2 separate regions of the Mus musculus genome follow, and region 1 is linked to region 2. Evidence: chromatin loops called from intact Hi-C (ENCODE). Cell type or tissue: left cerebral cortex. All regions are shown on one strand. Each heading gives the region's core, and the rest is flanking DNA. Links, peaks and the distances in the headings are about the cores only. Region 1 holds the start of Cdh10 (cadherin 10). Region 2 overlaps C030047K22Rik (a long non-coding RNA gene).

Region 1 (2,815 bases), core at 137-2,636, 70 kb after region 2:
CCTGTTTGTTTGTTTGTTTGTTTTCTGTCTGCTGTTGTTGTTGCTGCTGTTGTTGTTAGTTTGAGTGTGTAAAGTGTCTCCTGCTTGGTAAGTTATCAAATGTGTCCTCTCTGGGTTCTTGGCATCTTACCCCAGCAGTAGCAGGGAAGAGGGAGGTGAGTTCTGTAGACTGGTGCTGCCACTCTTACCTTAGTATTTATACCTTTAGCAAAGGTACTTAACAGCTCAGTAAGCTTATTGTGCTTTCTAATCACAGTTGCCTGACATGATCTTCATAATTGTTGTTGTATTTTATATTTTTATAATGTACATGTATAAGATTTATTTATAGGTAGCATTTTTTTTTTCAGAAGGAATCTACATGCATGTAGCCAAGAAAATGTAAAGGTGTTAACTATTGTGTGGAGCTATACTGACATCTTTGGTTAGGTTCTGGTTGATGAAAACTTAATGTAGAGATAGAAGAATTGGGAAAAGGACAATTAACGGGTTGAGGGGCAGCTGGAACCATCCAGATGCATCGGTATCAGACTGTACGCTGTTTTAGACATAAATACATTTATGAGAAAAAGTTTAAAAGCAAAAAAAAATTGTGTCAACTCCCAAATCTGAATATTTTAATGATACTAATTATATATGTAAATTATTAATGACACAGGCTGAGAGCATAGCTTGTATGATTAAACTGACAGAACTGCTCAGAGACATTCTCAAATGAGGAAGAGGAAGGTGTGTTCTCCTTATGACAATAAACAAGGAATAAAGGTATTTGGAGAACCAAAAAGTTCACTTGCCCTCAAAATAAAGGTTTAAAGCCAGCCCCCACCCACACCAATTATTCTCTGTTGTTAATATACCTGGTCTGATTGCCCTTTGCTTGGCGCTCCGCTAATATTTGTGTTTGGACGGGCTGTTCTAAGGATGCTGCAGGCATATCCGTGCCAGAGAAAAGCAAAGAAGTAAATTTTTTTTTAATTTCTTTTTTTCTTTTTCTTTTTTTTTTAAATTTTAATTGCTAGAAGCAGTCGCAGAATCCGAGTTTCTGGGATTGTGTTAGGGGCGCAGGCGGATTAGATGGGGCCGATTACCTTAGGCTGGAAACAGAGAGTCTTTCTGCCCTGCGGGGGAGGGGACGCCTTTCATGCGCAGCCCTCCTCTCGGATGCTCCCTCCCTCGCATTCACTTGCAAATCGCTGTGTGCTGGCAGGAGCCGGCACTTCCAGTCTCTAACCTTCCCATGGCGAGTGCTGCAGCTCCATCAGCAGAACCTTTCTCTCCGTGTGAGGAACGGCTTTCCCCCCACCCTTTCCTTTCTTCCCCCCCCCCCTTCCTTAATCAGAACCACTGAATGAAAGCCAATCAGAGAGAGAGAGAGAGAGAGAGAGGGAGAGTTCGCTCCCCCCTCCCCGCTTTCTTTGGTTCCCTGCCGTCCAGAGTTAAAAGTGACGCTGAGAGAAAGCTTGAGTTAGACCGAAGTAGAATCAGGGAGAGAAAAATAACAGCAGAAAACAAACAGAAAGGGGGACAGGGGGACAGGCTCTTCAGGGTTATTTGGCTGGAACCAACTTCCGTTTTCCAGAAGCTGATGAAACAAGGTAGGAGGAATTCACCTCTTGTCTTTTAACTGCTGTAAGGTCTTGCCATTTCTTCCCTTGCTGGGGGTGGACATATGGGGTAGGTATGTTCTTGCCTCTTTTTTTATTTTTTATTTTTATTTTTTTAAGTTATATGCGCAATTATTCTAAAAATCCTTACCTTTCAGTAAACAAATGAGCATGCAACTCTTTCTGATGAGTTTCCAGGAACAACTGCTTTCCATGTAGGTAATGGGAAGCCGGATAAATAATCTATTATGTTCAACAGTGTGGGGTCTTGCTAGTGGAGTTTTCGAATTCATTCATTCTGAACAATTGCTGAAAATGTTTACGGAGTGTCATTAGTCTTGCTCGTTCCTGTTTACCTCTGTCTCGGATAGCAGCTTAGCAGGTAGCACTGTTTGCTGTGAACTCTAGCTTCAGCTAACATTACTTTGCATTCCATATGAACGGGTTCACTCCTCACTTATCCCTGGTCATAGTTCGTTATGCATTCAGTATAGAGAGAAATGACAGCCAGAGGACAGATGCCTTGAAGCTGTGAGTGGTCACATCTACAGGAAGACAGTCGATTGACATTCATCAGAAACAGGATGGATATAATTCCTATGCTCACCTTTTGTATGAGTAGGAAGTATCAGGGGGTAAAATTTAAAAGGGGGGGGGGATTAAATGCATGCAGTCAGCAGTTGCAGCATTTATTGTCTCTGCTGCAATAAAATCCATATTTTATGTGGTGTTAAATTAATGCAGCATGTTGGCATGTCTAAATGGATGTCCTCAACAAGTAACTATTATAGCACTGTAAGTATGGGCCAAAGCAGTAGTCGGCAAATGTTTCCATGCCACCACAATAAAAACCAAGTACCTCTTTCCCATGTACAGGGGAGAGGCTATAGGTATAATCAAAGACAAACATTTAAAACTGACCTATCATCTCTTGCTTTCAAAAAGAAAAAAGAAAAAAAAAAAGGAAAGCCGATCTATTTCCTACAATTGTGGTCCTTCATTCCAGTAAAAGCTCCTATTATCCAAAGCGGCACATGCATTGCTACTCTTTGGAGATGCTTCCTTTAAAAAAATATATCTAATTTTTTTTTCTCTTGTAAGATCTATTTTAAAAATAATCTGTCCCTGTGATGCTGACAACTGTTATACTTCAATGCATATGTTAGGAGACTCTCTCCCTTCTCAACACCCCCCCCTGCCTTTCTTTTAAA
Region 2 (2,815 bases), core at 5-2,504:
CCGAGCATCTTGAAATCCTTGTTACTAGTGATGGATACGTACCAAAAGTAAGTGGAAGGCAAGATTATTTAAATAGAACAAGTATTCAGGGAAAAAAATCAATCATATTCTAGAAAGAGCATAAATTCTCCCATCATAACCCAAGAACTTAGAGCATAAGCTCTATCCAGCAAGTGAAGAAGTTACTAAAGTTGTGTGGTTCTGAGGCTCTTGCAGTATTCCAAGTTTTTCTAATTTTTCTATATTCACTCAGGCATGTTGCTGCCTGCCCAAAATGCGAGCCACACATTCTCAGCAGACAAATTATGCATTGATATCCTTACTGTGATTTCAATGAACCATGGTCAACCATGATCTGAGAATTACGAATGCGAAATCCCGGAGAAAACTTTTAAACTTCATGCTGCCTTTAGTAGCACAGTGACAGGACACATCATCCCACTTATCCTATTTGGTACACGACTCATGCCTGACATAGGATTCAAATCCGTGAGGTCCGCTTGATTGGTTATTACATTAACAGTGCTTAAATCAAGCAACTGTCCCTGAGCAGTAACATTGTCACTTACTTGTCTTCATCACTCATGCAAGTATGAACCAGGTATGACTCAGGTTGGCATCCATGAATAGATGAGATTGAACATGTTCATGGTGGCATGTACAAAGAAGGGCCTTCATTTCATCTGTCAGGCATTTAAATACCTATGGTCAGCATTAGAGATATGAAGAGCAAAGTAAAATATTTTGAGAGAGAAGAGAGTCTATATCCACAAGGCTTTTATTAGAGTATATGCTTATGATTGTTTTATTATTGAAATTATTAATTTTTGCTCCGCTTGAATTGTGCTGAGTAATTTTTTATCATAAGTATTCATATGTAGAAAAATAAAAATAGGACACACAGCCCTCAGCACTATTTATAGCCCCAAGCTTCCACTGAAGGTCTTGAATCACATCCTCCACAAATAATCGAGGATGAGTAAACCTAAAAATGGTAGACAATACCTCTATCTGAGAGATTGCCAGATGAATGTGTGGAAAAAAAAGAAACACGTTTTAAAATAGAGAATAGTAAAATAAGCAGGAAGCTGTGAACTTTAGAAGTGACTCTGTGCATGTGAAATAAAGACCAATATCACAGATGCTCTCTGGAAAGGAATAGGGGAAAGTGGGAAGGGGCAGTAATGTGTTAATAAGATTGAGTTTATTGTTTTAGGTTCTGCCTTAGCTCGGCTGTTTCCTGGAAGCCTGGCCATCAGAGAAGGACCAGCTGCTATGGCAGACTCCTGAAGCAACTGTGGAATAGCAAATAGCTAGACTGCCCCTGAAAAGTGCCAGAGTACGGGGGGAGGGTAACTGTCATGTTCCTAGCTCAAACGATGACAACATTTCTATTTCTTACTATATGAAAGTTAAGTATGTATTACTTGAGTCACTATAATTATAAACTGAGCCCATCTTCATAGCTAAGGAAGTGTTTGGATCTCAAATCCCTGCTGCAAGCAGAGCCCTCAGAATACAAGGGTAGTTAAGCAAGCTTCAAATCCAAGTTGCTCCAAACAGTGGGAGTAAATGCACCCCCAGCTGGCATGGGTGACTGAGAACTGGCATCTGTGGCTTGTAATTCCACCCTTATGGTGTGAAGGAGAATGCAGACAACCATGTTAGGACTATTTTCAATTGATCATTGTCTCTTTTCAGTTGTTTCATTGAGAAACCTTGTAATTAACCTTCACCCAGAGGTTTCAGTTTTGGAAATGGGAATAGCATATTTTTGGCTATGTTGTTTGAGGAGTAGAATGAGATCAATATAGTCAATAAGACTAAAATAGAACAAATGCAAATAGTTCAATGAAATTGGACACATTGACATATGTTAGCATATTCAAGATGTGATTGAAGAAATAAATTAATTTCAGTTTAAAATAATAATGAAAGAGCAAACTAAATGAAAAGCAATCTGCTCAAGGGGAGCAAAATCCCATATAACTTTCTTTTGCCTCACAAAACTTAGGTGACAATAGTGCTCTGAGGTTTCATGCGTTTGTGATTACTGACATCACAATCAGGGGGTCACCTTCTCAAATATCACATTACTCATGTACACTTCTGTAGCGACTGCTGTAATAAGCCTACAACCAGGCAGGTTTCAAAATCGCTCTTCCACAATGTTTGTTGATAAAAACAGAAATAACTCAGTGCCTGTACCAAGTTTTTTGTGGTGATGTATCCATTAAGGAGCAGCGTGGACATGATATGCATAATGGTTCTAAACCTATCTATGTGTACCTTATCTATAGTGCTTTAGCCTTAAGGAATCAAGTGATGAACAGCTAATGTAAAGAAGCTAATACATGCTAAACACAATCTGACGGCCTAGGTAATGACTGTGATGTTACAATAGAGTGCTTAATGATCTCACTCTGAGGGAAACAAGATGCCTATTGATACAGATGGACATTGCCCAACTTTGCAAGTATGGTGACAAGGTCGGGTTCACTTATCTCTTTTCCTTCTCCTTTAAAAAATTTTTTTTGTATATTTTTATTGCATTTTCTCTTGCCCGCCTCTTTTCCAGTTCTGACCTCCTTCCTACCCATGCAACTTCAACAACTTCTTCCTCTCCTCCTCTTCCTCCTCCTCCTGCTTCTTCTCTCTCTCCCTCTCCCTCTCTTTCTCTCCCTCTCCCCCTCTCTCCCTCTCTCTCTGTGTTTATGTGCATGCATGTATGTGTGTGTCTAAAAACACAGAAAACAAAAATCAAAATGAACACAAACCAATAAACAAATAATATAAAATTCAAACAAAATAACAA

What was found. Hi-C counts contacts between places; a loop is a spot of excess contacts. Peaks named below come from ENCODE experiments on the same cell type or tissue, not always from the same donor. Only the 100,000 strongest peaks of a DNase experiment are listed, where the experiment ranks them.
Region 1: it touches region 2 in a loop (8-fold over the local background); 3 of 42 quality-filtered maps call a loop at or near these places.

Annotation. Positions count from the first base shown.
Region 1 is chr15:18,817,493-18,820,307 of GRCm38, forward strand. It overlaps Cdh10 (cadherin 10), which reads left to right and starts at 1,455. Exons shown (of 12, transcript NM_001316758.1): 1 at 1,455-1,595. C030047K22Rik (a long non-coding RNA gene) reads right to left here and starts at 1,466. Exons shown (of 4, transcript XR_383849.4): 1 at 1,089-1,466. In left cerebral cortex, for the core only: no CTCF peak of the experiment used is centred there; DNase peaks (open chromatin) are centred at 1,208, 2,069 and 2,345; H3K4me3 peaks cover 1,980 bases; H3K27ac peaks cover 1,981 bases.
Region 2 is chr15:18,747,476-18,750,290 of GRCm38, forward strand. All of the region lies in intron 2 of C030047K22Rik (a long non-coding RNA gene), which reads right to left. Among named protein-coding and RNA genes, the nearest start is that of Cdh10, 70 kb to the right of the region's middle. In left cerebral cortex, for the core only: no CTCF peak of the experiment used is centred there; DNase peaks (open chromatin) are centred at 1,352 and 1,523; H3K27ac peaks cover 330 bases.